2 separate regions of the Homo sapiens genome follow, and region 2 is linked to region 1. Evidence: read pairs that join two places in POLR2A ChIA-PET (ENCODE). Cell type or tissue: PC-3. All regions are shown on one strand.

Region 1 (8,000 bases):
CGGGCGCGGTGGCTTACGCCTGTAATCCCAGCACTTTGGGTGGTTGAGACGGGCGGATCACCAGGTCAAGAGTTTGAGACCAGCCTGACCAACATGGTGAAACCCAGTCTCTACTAAAAATACAAAAATTAGCCGGGCGTGATGGTGTGCGCCTGTAATCCCAGCTACTCAGGAGGCTGAGGCAGGAAAATCACTTGAACCCAGAAGGCAGAGGTTGCAGTGAGCTGAAATTGCACCACTGCACTCCAGCCTGAGTAACAGAGCGAGACTCTGTCTCAAAAAAAAAAAAAAAAGAGAGATGAGGTCTCACTCTGTCACTCAGCTGGAGTGCAGTGGCAGCCTTGACCTCCTGGGCTCGAGTGATCCTCCTGCCTCAGCCCCCCAAGTAGCTGGGACTACAGGTGTGTACCACCACACTGGCTAATTTTTGTATTGTTTATAGAGATGAAGTTTCACCATGCTGCGCAGGCTGGTCTTGAACTCCTGGGTTCAAGTGACTCACCCGCCTTGGCCTTCCAAAATGCTGGGATTACAGGTGTGAACCACCACACGCAGCTCCAAATCATTTTTTAATGGCTTTATTGAGAAGTAATTCACACACCATACAATTCTTCAAAGTGTACAATTTAATGATTTTAGTATATTCATAGAGTCGTGCAAACATCACCGTAGTCTAATTTTAGAACATTTTTATCACCCCAAAAAGAAACCCATACCAATTAGAAGTCAGTCCCTATCCCTGACTCCCCTGAGACCCCAGCCCTAGGCAACCACTAATATTTCTGTCTTTCGAGATCTGGGTGTTTTGTGTAAAAGGAATCATACAATGTGTAGTCTTTTGTGACTGACTGCTTTAACTTAGGATAATGTACTGAAGATTCTTCCATGCTATAGCATGTTTCAGTACTTCATTCTTTTTATTACTGAATGAAATTTCATCCTGTGGTATATTTATTTTGTAGGGCTGTGGTCAAAGTAACACAAACTGCTGACTTAAAACAACAGAGGTTTATTCTCTCGCAGTTAAGGAAGCTAGAAGTTCAAAATTAAGGTGTCAGCAGGGTTGTGCTCTTCCTGAAGGCTCTAGGGGAGAATCCTACCTTGCCTCTTCTAGTTCCTGGTGGTTGTTGGCAATCCATGGCATTTCTTGGTTTGCAGTTGCACAACTTCAGTTTCTGCCTCCGTCTTCAAATGGTCACCTTCCCTGTGTGTCTGTCTGCACATTGGATTCGCTCAGCGTAAGCCTGTTTCTTCTCCTCCTCCTGTAAGGACACAAGTCATAGTTGATTAAGGGCGCACCCTACTTCAGTATGACCTCATGTTAACTTGATTACATCTGCGAAGACCCTATTTTCAAATAAGGTCACATTCACAGGTCCTGGGGGTTAGACCTTCAACATATCTTTTTGGGGAATACGATTCAACTCATAACATACGGATATGCTACATTTTATTTATCTGTTCATCAACTAATTGACATTTGAGTTGTTTCCACTTTTGGGCTATTATGAATAGCTATGAACTTTAGTACGGACATGTGTTTTCATTTCCCTTGGGTATATACCTGCCAGTGGCATTGCTAGGTTATATAACTGCCAGACTGTGTTCCAGAGCAGCTGTACCATTTGACATTCCCACCAACAATGCATGAGATTTCTAATTTCTCCACATTATTGCCAGCACTTTTTTTTTTTTTTTTTGAGAGACAGGGTCTTACTCTGTTGACCAGGCTGGAGTGCAGTGGAGTGATCAAAGCTTACTGCAGCCTCAAACTCCTGAACTCAAGCAATCCTCCTGCCTCAGCCTCCCAAGTAGCTAAGTCTATAGGCACACTACCACTCCTGGCCAATTAATTTTTTTTTTTTTTGAGGCAGGGTCTCACTATGTTGCCCAGGCTAGTCTCAAATTCCTGGCGTCAAGTGATCCTCCCACCTTGGATCAGAGTGCTGGAATTACAGGTGTGCACCACCATACTTGGCCTTATTTGTTTTTTTGAATAGAACCATCCTACTTGGTGTAAAGTGGTATCTGATTGTGGTTTGGATTTGCATTTCCCTAACAGCTCATGATATTGAACATCTTTTCAAGTGCTTATTGGCCATTTGTATACCCTCTATCAGGAAATGTCTATTCAGTTAGCTGGACTTGTCTGTTCAGTTAGCACACTTGTAGTCAAGAGGCTGAGGCAGAAGGATCACTTGAGCCCAGGAGTTTGAGGCTGTCGTGAGCTGTGATTGCATCACTGCACTGCAGCCTGGGCAACAGAGCCAGATCTCGTCTCTAAAAAATATATTAAAAAATAAAGAACAGAAATACCTATTCAGATTCTTAGCCAGTTTTTAAATTGGTCTGTCTTTTTATTATTTGGTGGTAAGAGATTTTTGTGTATTCTAGATACACACCCTTCCCAAATATATGATTTGTAAATATTTTTTCCCATTCTGTGGGTTGTCTTTTCGCTGTCTCGATGGTTGATTCATTCTTTTTTTTTTATAATTTCAACTTTTATTTTAAATTCAGGGTGGTACATGTGCAGGTTTGTTACATGGGTAACATGTTATGCTGGAGTTTGGGGTATGGATGAGTCCTTCACTCAGGTATTGGGTATAGGTCGTTTTTCAGCCTGCGGCCCCCTTCCCTGTCTTCCCCTCCCCTCTGGTAGTCCCCAGTGTCTGTTGTTCCCGTCTTTATGTCCATGTGTACTGGGTGTTTAGCTGCACTTACAAGTGAGAACACGCAGTATTTGGTTTTCTGTTCCTGCATTAATTCACTCAGGTCGTGGCCTCCAGCTGATCCATGTTGCTGCATCCATTTTTCTCATCTGCACACAGTCAATTCATTCTTTTAAAAAGTTTTTTAAAATGAAGTTTGTATTGAATTTACATATTATTTTGAGTATTTCTATAAAACAATCTTTTCTTCTTATCAAAAATAGGATAATTATAGTACCTCCCACATAGGGTTATTGAAAGGATTAAATGAATACTTTAATATGAGTATATATGTACATGTAAAGTGCCTGGCACATGATTGGTCCTGTTTGACAGCTGCTATCATACATCTCCACTCTTCTGGTCTTCTTCTAGATCTTCACTAAAGTTTTCTGTTCCTCTTTGTATTGATCTGACACATTTCTTGTTGAATTCTTTCCTAGACTTGTGTATGTGATTATGTGGTTTTTTTATGTAGTTTTAAAATAGTATACAGGTATATTGCTATTATGAATGAGATTTCTTTTTTCACATTTTTATAATAGGTTTGGAAAGCTATTGATTTTATACTCATCAGACTTTCTGAATTACCATATAATTTCTAAAAGTTGGTTGATGACTTTGTTGTTTTTCCAGGTGGTTGTGATGCAGTCATTCTGTTCAGGAGCTGTGGTTCTTTTTCATTCTACATTCCTCTGCCATAATTCGAGTATTCTTTGCCTCTCCGCTCTGCTTTATGAGCTTCTAACAGGTCTCTCTGCCTACGGCCTTGCTCTCCTCCAGGCTAGCACCCACATTAGTACCATGGTGGTCTCATCCTGTCACTCTCCTTATAAGTCTGTTATTTGCTCTCCAGTGTCCTGTAGGATAATGATGGCCCCTCATGACTTGTCCTGTATCTACTCATTCCAGCATCATCTCTATTTCCTTACTTGCACATTATATTTTAGCACAGTAGTGTCCATTAGAAGTAGAATGTGAGCCCCAATTTAAAATTTTCTAGTAGCCACATTAAAGATATAAAAAGAAACAAGGTGAACTGTAGTAATGGCATCACTTAATGAGGATCTGTTCTGTGAAATGTGTCATTTTGTGAACACGATAGAGCACACTTACACGAACCTAGATGGAATAGCTGACTACACACCTAGGCTGTATGGTATAGCTTATTACTCCTAGGCTATAGACCTATATGGCATGTTATTGTACTGAGTCCTGTAGGCAGTTGTAACACAGTGGTAAGTATTTGTGTATCTAAACATACCTAAACATAAAAGTACAGTAAAAATGTGGTATAAAAGCTAAACAGTGGGCCGGGCATGGAGGCTCACGCCTATAATCCCAGTACTTTGGGAGGCTGAGGCGGGCAGATCACCTGAGGTCAGGAGTTCGAGACCAGCCTGGCCAACATGGTGAAACCCCGTCTCTACTAAAAATTTAAAAAATAGTCTTGTGTGGTGGCACACGCCTGTAGCCCCGGCTACTCAGGAGGCTGAGGCAGGAGAATCGCTTGAACTTGGGAGGCAGAGTTTGCAGTGAGCCGAGATCACGCCACTGCACACCAGCCTGGGCAACAGAGTGAGACTCCGTCTCAAGAAAAGATAAATAGTGTTACACTTATGTAGGGTATCTACCATGCATGGAGCTTGCAGGACTGGAAGTTGCTCTGGGTGAACCTGTGAGTGAGTGGTGGGTGAATGTGAAGGCTTAGGACGTGACTGTACACTACTTTAGATCTTATAAACACGTGTGTATTTAGGCTACACTCAAATTATTTAAAATTTTTTTGGAATAATAAGTTAACCTTAGTTTACTATAACTTTTTTATTTTATAAACTTTTTAATTGTTTTAACTTTTTGACTTGTAATAACACTCAGCTTAAGACACAAATATGTTGTACAGCTGTATAAAAATGTTTATCTCTTTATAAGCTCTTTTCAACTTAAAATTTTTTTTTTTTTACCTTTTTAAACTTTTTTGTTAAAAACTAAGACACAAACACATACATTCATGTTAGCTTAGACATACACAGAGTCAGGATCATCAATATCACTGTCTTCCACCTCCACATCTTGTCCCACTGGAAAGTCTTCAGGGGCAATAACAGGCATGGAGCTGTATCTATGATAACAATGCCTTCTGGAATAACTTCGGAAGGAGCTGCCTGAGGTTGCTTTACAGTTAATTTTTTTTATAAGTAGAAGGAGTACACCGTAAAATAAAAAATATGGTAAATAAATAAACCAGTAACATAGTCGTTTATTGTCGTTATCAGGTATGTGCTATACATAATTGCATGTGCTATACTTTTATACGACTGGCTGTGCTGTAGGTTCGTTAACTCCAGCATAATTACACACATTTGTGAGTAACGCATTGTGCAGCAACGTTAGGACGGTTAGGATGGCTATGATGTCACTAGGCAATAGGAATTTTTCTGCACCATTGTAATCTTATAATTTTGTAGAACTATTGTATGTGTCATCTGTTGTTGACCGAAACATTGTTATACAGCACATGACTATATTGAACCCAGTATATTCCAAGCATTATTTCAACATAAATATTAAAAAATCAATATGGAATTCATAGTGATAGAAGGTATAATAGGGCTTATCAGGGGTTAGAAGAGAATGGGAATTCTTGTTGAATTACAGTTTCTATTTGCAAGGATGAAGTTGTTCTGGAAATGGGTGATGGTGATGGTTGCACAGCAGTGTGAATGTACTTATTGTCATTGAATTGTACACTTAAAAATGGCTAAAATGGGCCAGGCGTGGTGGCTCAGGCCTGTAATCCCAGCACTTTGGGAGGCCGAGTCTAGGGGATCGCTTGAGCTCACGAATCTGAGACCAGCCCGGGCAACATTGTGAAACCCCATCTCTACAAAAATAATACAAAAAAAAAATTACCCAGGCATCGTGGGGACTACCTGTAGTCCCAGCTACTTGGGAGGCTAAGATGGGAGGATGGCTTGAGCTCAGGAGGTGGAGGTTGCAGTGAGCCAAGATCGCGCCACTGCACTCCAGCCTTTGCGATAGAGCCAGACCTTGTCTCCAAAAAAAAAAAGGCTAAAATGGTAAATGTTATGTTATATATATTTTACCACGATAAAGAAGTCACCATAAAAATCAGTATGAGGCCAGGCGTGGTGGCTCACGCCTGTAATCTCAGCACTTTGGGAGGCCGAGGTGGGTGGATCACCTGAGGTCAGGAGTTCGAGACCAGCCTGGCCAACATGGTAAAACCCCGTGTCTACTAAAAATACAAAAATTAACCGGGTGTGGTGGCGGGCATCTGTAGTCCTAGCTACTTGGGAGGCTGAGGCAGGAGAATTGCTTGAACTCGGGAGGCAGAAGTTGCAGTGAGCTGAGATCGTGCCATTGCACTCCAGCCGGAGTGACAAGAGCAAAACTCCATCTCAAAAAAAAAAAATCAGTATGGAAATTATAAAAAGTTTACATCCTTTTTTTGTAGTAAGTATTCAAAAATTTGGTGTATATTTTACATGTATAATACATCTTACGTTGGTTTTTTTTGTTTGTTTTTGTTTTTGTGATGGAGTCTTACTCTGTCCCCCAGGCTGGAGTGCAGTGTTATGATCTCAGCTCACTGCAACCTCCGCCTCCTGGGTTCAAGTGATTCTCATGTCTCAGCCTCCTGAGTAACTGGGACTACAAGCACATGCCACAATGCCTGGCTAATTTTTGAATTTTTATTAAAGATGGGGTTTCACCATGCTGACTAGGCCGGTCTCAAACTCCTGATCTCAGGTGATCCTCCCACCTTGGCCTCCCAAACTACTGGGATTACAGGCATGAGCCACTGTGCCCACCTACATTTTACAGTTGTTTAAATGTTTCACCTATCCTGTGGTGCTTCCTGCCCTTCCCATTTGTGCACAAGCTGTTCCCTCCACTTGCAGTGCCCTCCTCCTGTCTGGCTCCTGCACCTGGAGAACTCTTGCTCCTGTTTGAATGCCAGTCTCAGACACCGTCTCTCTCAGCAAGTGTTTTCTCTGTTTTTTTTTTTTTTTTTTTTTTTTTTTTGAGACAGAGTCTTGCTCTGTTGCCCAGGCTGGAGCACAGTGGTGCAATCTCGGCTTACTGCAAGCTCCGCCTCCCGGGTTCAAGCGATTCTTCTGCCTCAGCCTCCTGAGTAGCTGGGAGTGCAGGCGCACACCACCACACCCGGCTAATTTTTGTAATCTTAGTAGAGATGGGGTTTCACCATATTGGTCAGCTGGTGTTGAACTCCTGACCTCAGGTATTCCACCTGCCTCGGCCTCCCAAAGTGCTGGGATTACAGGTGTGAGCCACCGCACTCAGCCATGTTTTCTCTTAATAATACCCCAACTCGGCCAGGTGTGGTGTTCATGCCTGTAATCCTAGCACTTTGGGAGGTTGATGTGGGCAGATCGCTTGAGCTCAGGAGTTCAAGACCAGCCTGGGCAACCTGGCGAAACCCCGTTTCTACCAAAAATATAAAATATTAGCGGGTGTTGGAGCTCAGGAGTTTGAGACCAGCCCAAGCAACCTGGCAAAACCCCGTTTCTACCAAAAATACAAAATATTAGTTGGGGTGCTGTCATGTGCCTGTGGTTGGTCCTAGCTACTTGGGGGGGTTGAGGTGGGAGGATCACTTGAACCCAAGAGGTCAAGGGTGCAGTGAGCTGAGATCATGCCACGGCACTGTAGCCTGGGTGACAAAGTGAGGCCCTGTCTCAAAAAAATAAATAAAAATAAAAACAATATCCCCACTCTTTCCTCAAGTCCAAGCCATTCATGTACTTGTGTGTGCTTCACTTGTTGGTGTTATCCCACTCTTTGCAACTTGTTCATTACGTGTATTTTTCCTTGGCTAAATCATGAATTTTTCGAAGGCAGATTGTGCCTTTCGACTCTTTTTACCCGGGGTCTATCAGTGTCTGACTTATATAATGTGTTGTGTAAAAAGTTTGCTGAATGAATCCCTTGGCTGGAAAAGAAAAAAAAATGCAGTTTACAAAACCTCTTCAAATAAAAATGAATTAATAAAACCGTATGTTAGGAGATGTTATTTTCTCTGAAAACAAATATTCAGTTTTTTATGTAAAATTATGTTTGAGAGGGAAGCATAATCAAGATGCAGATTGGCCTCAATAGATGAAACATTTGGCTGAAACAGACAAGATGAAATTTAGAAGAAGGATTTTTGATTTAAGTACAAAATATAAATTACAAATATATAAAATGAAGAACTTGATTTGGCATCAGTGAATTTTAATTTACTACAAGCTTTATATGACC
Region 2 (8,000 bases), 93 kb before region 1:
ACTACACACCCCAGCTATGTGGTATAACCTAGGCTACAAACCTGTACAGCATGTTACTATATGTTATTATATGGAACACCAAATGCCATAGGCAACTGTAACACAATGGGTAAGTATTTGTGTATCTAAACATTTAAAAGCCACAGTAAAAATACAGTATAAAAGATTTAAAAAAATGGTACACCTGTATAGGGTATCCACCATGAATAGCGCTTGCAGGACTGGAAGTTGCTCTGGGTGAGTCTGTGAGTGAGTGATGAATGAATGTGAAGGCCTAGGACATTACTGTACACTACCACCATAGACTATATAAATATTACACACAGGCTACGCTACATTTATTTAAAAATATTTTTCTTTCTGCAATAATTAACCTTAGTTTACTATAACTTTTTTTTTTTTTTTTTTTGAGACAAAGTCTCACTCTGTCACCCAGGCTGGAGTGCAGTGGTGTGATCTCGGTTCACTGCAACCTCCGCCTCCTGAGTTCAAGTGATTCTCCTGCTTCAGCCTCCTGAGCAGCTGGGATTACAGGCACACGTCACCATGCCCGGCTAATTTTTGTATTTTTAGTAGAGATAGGGTTTCACCATGTTGGCCAGGCTGGTCTCGAACTCCCGACCTCAAGTGATCCCTGCCTCAGCCTCCCAAAGTGCTGGGATTACGGGCATGAGCCACCGCGCCCGACCATTAGTTTACTATAACTTTTTTACTTTATAAACTTTTTTACTGTTTTAACTTTTTGACTCTTGTTATAATACTTAGCTTAAAACAGGCACATTGTGCAGCTGTACAAAAGCACTTTCCTTCTTTATATCCTTATTCTTTTTTTTTTTTTTTACTTTTTAAACTTTTTATTTTGTTAAAAACAAAGACACACACACACACACACACACACACACATATTAGCCTAGACCTACACAGGGTCAGGCTCATCAATATCACTATCTTCTACCTTCACATCTGTTCTACTAACATCTTCAGGGTCGATAATACACGTGGAACTATCATCTCTTATGATAATGCCTTCTTCTGGAATACCTCCTGAAGGACCTGCCTGAAGCTGCTTTACAGTAAACTTTTTTTAATAAGTAGGAATATACACTAAAATAACTATAAGAAATACAATACAGTAAACAGGTAAACCAGTAACACAGCTGTTTATTATCAAGTGTTACGTACTGTACATCATCTTATGTACTACACTTTTATACGACTGGCAGCACAGTATGTTTGTTTACACCAACGTCACCACAAACACATGAAGAATGTGTTGTGCTACATTATGACAGCTACATTACCAGGTGACAGGAATTTTTCAGCTCCATTATAATCTTATGGGACTTTTGTCATACATGTGGGTCCATTATTGACTGAAACATCATTATGCAGAACACACGTGTATATGGACAAATTCTCAACACATACCAATGAGTGAAAAGTCCAGTTGTAGAATGATTATATAGTAGCATACTATTTGTGTGAAAAACATAGAAGCATATGGAAATAATGCCATATATTTTTCTACGGGTACATGTATAAGCATATAAAAACCAAGAAGAAGTTCTGGAAGCATATATTATAAACTCATAATACTCACTACCCCCAGGAGAAAACATGAAGGACCAGGACTAGAAGAGGTAGTCAGAGGGGGCGTTAGCCTGTGGACAGTTTTAAAAGGAGAACATTATTACCTGTTACTTGTATTTCTTTTTCTTTTGAAATAATTATAGATTCAGAGCAAGACACAAGAAATGTACAAGAACGTCCTGTGCATCCTTTATCCAGCCTCTTCCAATGTTACCACCATCTTGCATAGCCATAGTACAATATCACAACCAGGAAAATTACATTGGCACAATCCACAGAATTTATTCAGATTTTATCAGCTATACATGCATTCATTTGTGTTAGGTGAATGTGATAACCACTATGCTATGGAAACTCGCTTGTATAGCTTGTATATGTACATCATGCATAGCTTCATGTAACAATCACTGCAATTAAGATATTTATCTGTACAATCACAAGACTCCCTCATGCAACTTGTCCTCTACTCTCATCTCTAACTCCTGGCAATCAATAATCTGTACTTATCTTGAGAATTATATCATTAATGAGGATTACATAAGTGGAATTATGCAGCATGTATTCTTTTGAGATTGGCTTTTTTTCAGTCAACAAAATTTCCTTAAAGTTCATCCAAGTTGTATCAACACAGTTAGTTCCTTTTCATCACTGAGTAGCAGTCTGTGGTATGAATGTACCACATTCACCTAATGAAGGACATGTGAGTAGTTTCCAGCTTTTGGTTATAAGGAATAAAGCTGCTATGAACATTCATGTACAAGTTTCTGTATAGAAATACATTTCATCTCTCCTAGATATAGATCCAAGAATGAAATTGCTGGGTCATATGGTAAGCTCATCTTTAATATATAAAGGAACTACAAACTGTTTCCCAGAGTGGCTATACCATTACATATTCCCACCAGCAATATGTGAGTGACTGAGTTTCTCCACATCTTTACCAGCATGGCTTGTATTTTAAAAAGCTAAACTAAGAAGTCTGTCAAAGTATTTCAAAACAAACAGAGAGATAACTAGGCATTTTTAATTTCTTTATGGATACACACATCATCAATGAAATATTTTTGTACCCATTTAAAAAAATCAAACCTGAATTTGTTCAAGCTTCTAGATCTAATACCAATTCATGGGAAAAACCTGAGTCAGAGGAATATGCTAAATTACAGTAGAAGAATGCAATCAGCATAAGCTAGAATATAAGAAATTCGTAAGACAAATAATCCAGTTTCTTCAACACATAATTTGCAAGCAAAAGAAGTGAGAGATGGCCGGGTGGGGTGGCTCACGTCTGTAATCCCAGCACTTTGGGAGGCCGAGGTGGGTGGATCACTTGAGGCCAGGAATTCAAGACCAGCCTGGCCAACATGGTGAAACCCCATCTCTACTAAAAATACCAAAAATTAGCCGAGTGTAGCAGCGGGCGCCTGTAATCCCAGCTACTCAGGAGGCTGAGGCAGGAGAATCGCTTGAACCCAGGAGGTGGAGGTTGCAGTGAGCCAAGATAGCGCCATTGCACTCCAGCCTGGGCAACGAGAGCAAAACTCTGTCTTTAAAAAAAAAAAAAGTGAGAGACAGGGGTACCTACAAACTAAAAAGACTTAGAAGTCAAATCATCCAATTGCTTTGTAAGGATTTTGAGTCCTGCTTCACAAAAACCATTGTAACAACTAGATATGAGATGGTATTAAGGAATTATTGTTACTTTTTAGGTGGAATAATATTGTGGTTATGTTTTTTTTTTAATTATCTTTTTATGGAAAGCAGTTTGGTAGTTCCTCAAAAAGTTTAATATAGGATCACCATATGATCCAGTAATTCCACTCCTAGGTGTAATATACCCAAAATAATTGAAAACAGGTTCTCAAAAAAAATTTGTTCACGAATGTTAATGATAGTATCATTCACAATAGCCAGAAGATGGGACAATCCAAACGGCTATCATTAGATGAATGGATAAACAAAATGTGTATATCCATATATGTATAATGTATATATAATAGAATATTATTTAGCCATAAAAAAGAATGAGACACTAATACATGTGGATGAATCTCAAAAACATGATGCTAAGTGAAAGAAGCCAGACAGAAGGTCACATATCGTGATGGCCAATATTAGGTGTCAACTTGACTGGACTCAGGCATGCCTACATGGCTGCTGAAGCATTGTTGCTGTGTGTGTCTGTGAGCCTGTTTCCAGAGGAGACTGAGATGTGAGTCAGTGGGCAGGGAGAACATGACCCGCCTTTAATGTGGGCAGGCATTGTTCCAGTGTAACTAGAACAAAGCTAGCAGAAAAAGGGGGATATTCAGCTTGTTGATGTTCCTTGTTCTCTTTCCAAGCCTGATGCTTTGCTTCCTCTCCTCCTGCCCTTGGACATCAGACTGCAAGTTCTTCTGCCTTTGGACTCTGGGACTTGCACCAGTGGCCTCCTGGGGGCTCTTGGGCCTTTGGCATCAGACTGAAGCCTCTACTGTCGGCCTACCTGGTTTTGAGGCTTTCAGACTTGAACTGACCACTCTACTGGCTTTTCCCATTCTTCAGCTTGCACATAGCCTATCATTCACCTTTGTAATGGTATGAGCCAATTTTCCCTAATAAACTGTCATATATATATATATATATATATATATATATATCTCCTATTGGTTCTGTTCCTCTGGAGAACCCTGAATAATTATACATAGTGTGAAATACCCAGAATAGGTAAATATTATTTTTACTATTCTGCTTTTATCTGTTTTTTGTTTTGTGTTGCTTTTTTTGAGACGGAGTTTCGCTTTTTTTGCCCAGGATGGAGTGCAATGGTTGCAATCTCAGCTCACTGCAACCTCTGCCTCCCAGGTTCAAGCAATTCTCCTGCCTCAGCCCCCCGAGTAGCTGGAATTACAGGGGCCCACCACTACGCCCGGCTAATTTTGTATTTTTAATAGAGACAGGGTTTCACTATGTTGGCCAGGCTGGTCTCAAACTCCTGACCTCAGGTGATCCACCCTCCTTGGCCTCCCAAAGTGCTGGGATTACAGGCATGAGCCACCGTGCCCACCTTAACTGTTTTTTAAATTTTTATTTATTTTTAGTGATAGGGTCTCATTCTGTCACACAGGATGGAGTGCAGTGGTGCAATCATGGCTCACTGCAGCCTCAACCTCCTGGGCTCAAGCGATCCTCCTGCCTCAGCCTCTCCAGTATCTAGGACTGCAGACTCTGCCACTACCCCACCTGGCTAATTTTTAAAAGAATACTTTTGTAGAGATAGGGTGTATGTTGCCCAGGCATGTCTTGAACTCCTAGCCTCAAGCAATCCCCTTGCCTGGGGCTCCCAAAGTGCTAGGATTACAGGCGTGAGCCACTGCACCCAGCCTACTTTTACACATATTTGAAAAAAAGTCTTACCATAAAAATTTTTAAGAAGAAAACGTCAACATTTGATTTTAAAATAAGAAAGCTGGCTGGGCGCGGTGGCTCATGCCTGTAATTCCAGCACATTGGGAGGCTGAGATGAGTGGATCACTTGAAGTCAGGAGTTCAAGACCAACCTGGCCAACATGGTGAAACCCCATCTCTACTAAAAATACAAAAAAATTAACCGGGCATGGTGGCACATGCCTGCAGTCCCAGCTACTTGGGAGGCTGAGGCAGGAGAATCGCCTGAACCCAAGAGGTGGAAGCTGCAGTGAGCCGAGATTGCACCACTGCATTCCAGCCTGGGTAACAGAGCAAGACTTTGTCTCAAAAAATAAATAAATAATTAAATAATTAAATAAGAAAGTCCATTTGATTTAGGTTTTGATATTATCTACTTCTGAATAACTGGACTTGGGGAATACGAAAGGAAGAATATGAAATGATACTTGTTTGCAGAGCTCCCCTCCATTTACCAGGCATTCCCCAGATGCTCTGGTCTGAAGCGACGTCTCTTGTCATAAAAGACATTTGTGTCTGGTGAGAAGGAATGGACGCAAGCAATCTCTGGCCTAAACCCCAAAGACCCTGGGTCTGAGTGAACTTGAGCAAATTCAACATGGACCTCTCTGATTAACCACTGCTTCCATCTTGTAAGACCAACAAAATTGCTAAATCACCTTGGGTATTTGCTAAATAATGGCAGAATCAAAGGTCCCACCCCAAACCAACAACTCAATCTCTAGGTATGGGGTCCAGGAAGGAGTGCTTCGACAAGCTCCTCAGGTGATTCTGATGCCCCTTAAAGTTTGAGAATCACTGGGTTAGGAAACCAGTGACCTGGTGTCCTCCAGTGGGCAAAACTGATTCTACACCTCCACCTTGTGGCTTAAAAGCTACAAAGCAACTTCACCAGAATACCTGGCTCTCTGCCACATAACTAATTGACGGTGGCATTCAAAGCCCAGCAAGAAACCTTACACCTCCTCTAAGGATTTATTCCTGAGATACAACATTTGGATTCATGTCATTATACTCAGGGATTAGCAGGTCCATAAACATTATAGAAAGTTAGCTTTGAAAGTATTTTCTAAAAGTTAGCTTTGACTATTTTGGGATGAGTATAACACTATATATTCATTCAATATTTACTAAGTTTCCATAATATTCCAAGCACTGTGCTAGGCACTAGAGATTAAAGATGAATAAAACACGCACCTGCCCTTAAAAATTCATAGAAAAACACAAGTAATAATACATATTAGGACAAATGCCTCCTTTCTGTGAAGCAGCTCCTGGGCACTGGGAAGGAAATCAAAGACAAATACTGGCCTACCGGGAGACAAGACATAGCATATGAATAACTAATGATGGCAAAAGCAGCAACTGAAATGTGCAACATGAATGCCACAGATCATAAGTACTTTACAGAGATTCTGAATGGAGAGATCCTTTCCTCTAGAAGTTAGGGACAGCTGCATTCATTCAACATACACTCTGTGCCAAAATAGTGCCAGGTGCCGGGGGACATGGTGAGTAAAAGCATCTTTAAGAGTATGTAACAGAGAGATCTAGCAAGGAAGTTTTCCCTGATGGATTACCATTTGATCTTGGTAACTATGACATGAACACGTAAAGAAAAATCAAGAAAACAGGAGAAAGCATCCTCTATGTGTATGTGTTTTGGGGGGTGGTGCAAAGGGAGAAGAGACGCAAGCTAAGGAGCCAGTGCAGTCAGAACCTTATGGAGAGACGGAAATGGGTATGAAATGGGGTAGGGATTTAAGCAATGAAAAGAGTGGCCAAGCACTAACACAGAGCAAAGATGTTTATGGCAGAGGGAGGGAGAGGCAGAAGAGGCAAATGGACTTTGAGATTTCAGCCAGGATGATTATAAGACAGACGATGACAATAATAAAAAAACAAAGAAGTTTAAGAAAGGAATACAGTGCTTGGGAGAAAGCAAGCTTTTTATTAAGGAGTTCAGAGGACAGAACACTTGCATGAGTACTGTAAACCTATGTATGGTAAAGATGGGTGAGTAGAAGACAGAAAGAAGGGAGTAGCTTAATAACCAGAAGGCATGCCCCCGACTAAAGCTAATCATTGTGACGAGCAAAATCCCAGTTATCTTCAGCTTTTCTGTTGCAGTTTTCTATAATACCACCAAAATTTCTAGGTCCACCTGACTCTTCTCGTTCTCTCTTTTGTCCCTTTAAGGCAGCTCTGTAAAGAGCCAGTGTTATTGCCACAGCCACTGGAATCGTAGGGAAGAAGATAAATACCCACTTGAAGACAACAGTGGCCTTGGATTCTTTTTTTAAATTTTAAGATACAACATAATACAGGCCAGGCGCGGTGGCTCACACCTGTAATCCCAGCACTTTGGGAGGCTGAGGCGGGTGGATCATGAGGTCAGGAGATTGAGACCATCCTGGCTAACAAGGTGAAACCCCATATCTACTAAACATACAAAAAGAAATTAGCCGGGCGTGGTGGCGGGCGCCTGTAGTCCCAACTACTCAGAAGGCTGAGTCAGGAGAATGGTGTGAACCCGGGAGGCAGAGCTTGCAGTGAGTTGAGATCGCGCCACTCTAGCCTGGGAGACAGAGCAAAACTCTGCCTCAAAAAAAAAAAAAAAGATACAACATAATATGATAACATGCACTAATTCTAAGGGCATTGCTCAATAAAAATTTATATAGGTATACAACCATGAAATTGCCACCCAGATCAAGATATAGAACCCCAGAAGTTTCCCTCATGCCTTCCTTAGTCAATACCTTACCCAGAGGTAACCACTATTCTGACTTCCATAACTTGCCTGTTCTTGAGCATCATGCAAATGGAATCACAGAGATTCTTTTGTATTTGAATTCTTTTATTCAATATTATGACCGTGAGATTCATCCATGTCAATGTGTATATTTATAGTTTGTTGTTTATTTATGTTTGTGTAATATTCTATTGTATGGCTATTCCACAGTTTATTTATCCATTTTCCA

What was found. Peaks named below come from ENCODE experiments on the same cell type or tissue, not always from the same donor. Only the 100,000 strongest peaks of a DNase experiment are listed, where the experiment ranks them.
Region 2: POLR2A ChIA-PET joins it to region 1 with 12 read pairs; 3 of 35 experiments call an interaction of 5 or more read pairs at or near these places.

Annotation. Positions count from the first base shown.
Region 1 is chr14:69,194,940-69,202,939 of GRCh38, forward strand. The region is part of intron 1 of EXD2 (exonuclease 3'-5' domain containing 2); the gene reads left to right. GALNT16-AS1 (GALNT16 and EXD2 antisense RNA 1) reads right to left here. Exons shown (of 4, transcript NR_184249.1): 3 at 1,101-1,262. Among named protein-coding and RNA genes, the nearest start is that of EXD2, 7.4 kb to the left of the region's middle. In PC-3, no CTCF peak of the experiment used is centred here; no DNase peak of the experiment used is centred here.
Region 2 is chr14:69,101,718-69,109,717 of GRCh38, forward strand. The region is part of intron 5 of DCAF5 (DDB1 and CUL4 associated factor 5); the gene reads right to left. Among named protein-coding and RNA genes, the nearest start is that of DCAF5, 47 kb to the right of the region's middle. In PC-3, a CTCF peak has its summit at 5,894 (motif pointing left); DNase peaks (open chromatin) are centred at 3,804 and 5,884; H3K27ac peaks cover 339 bases.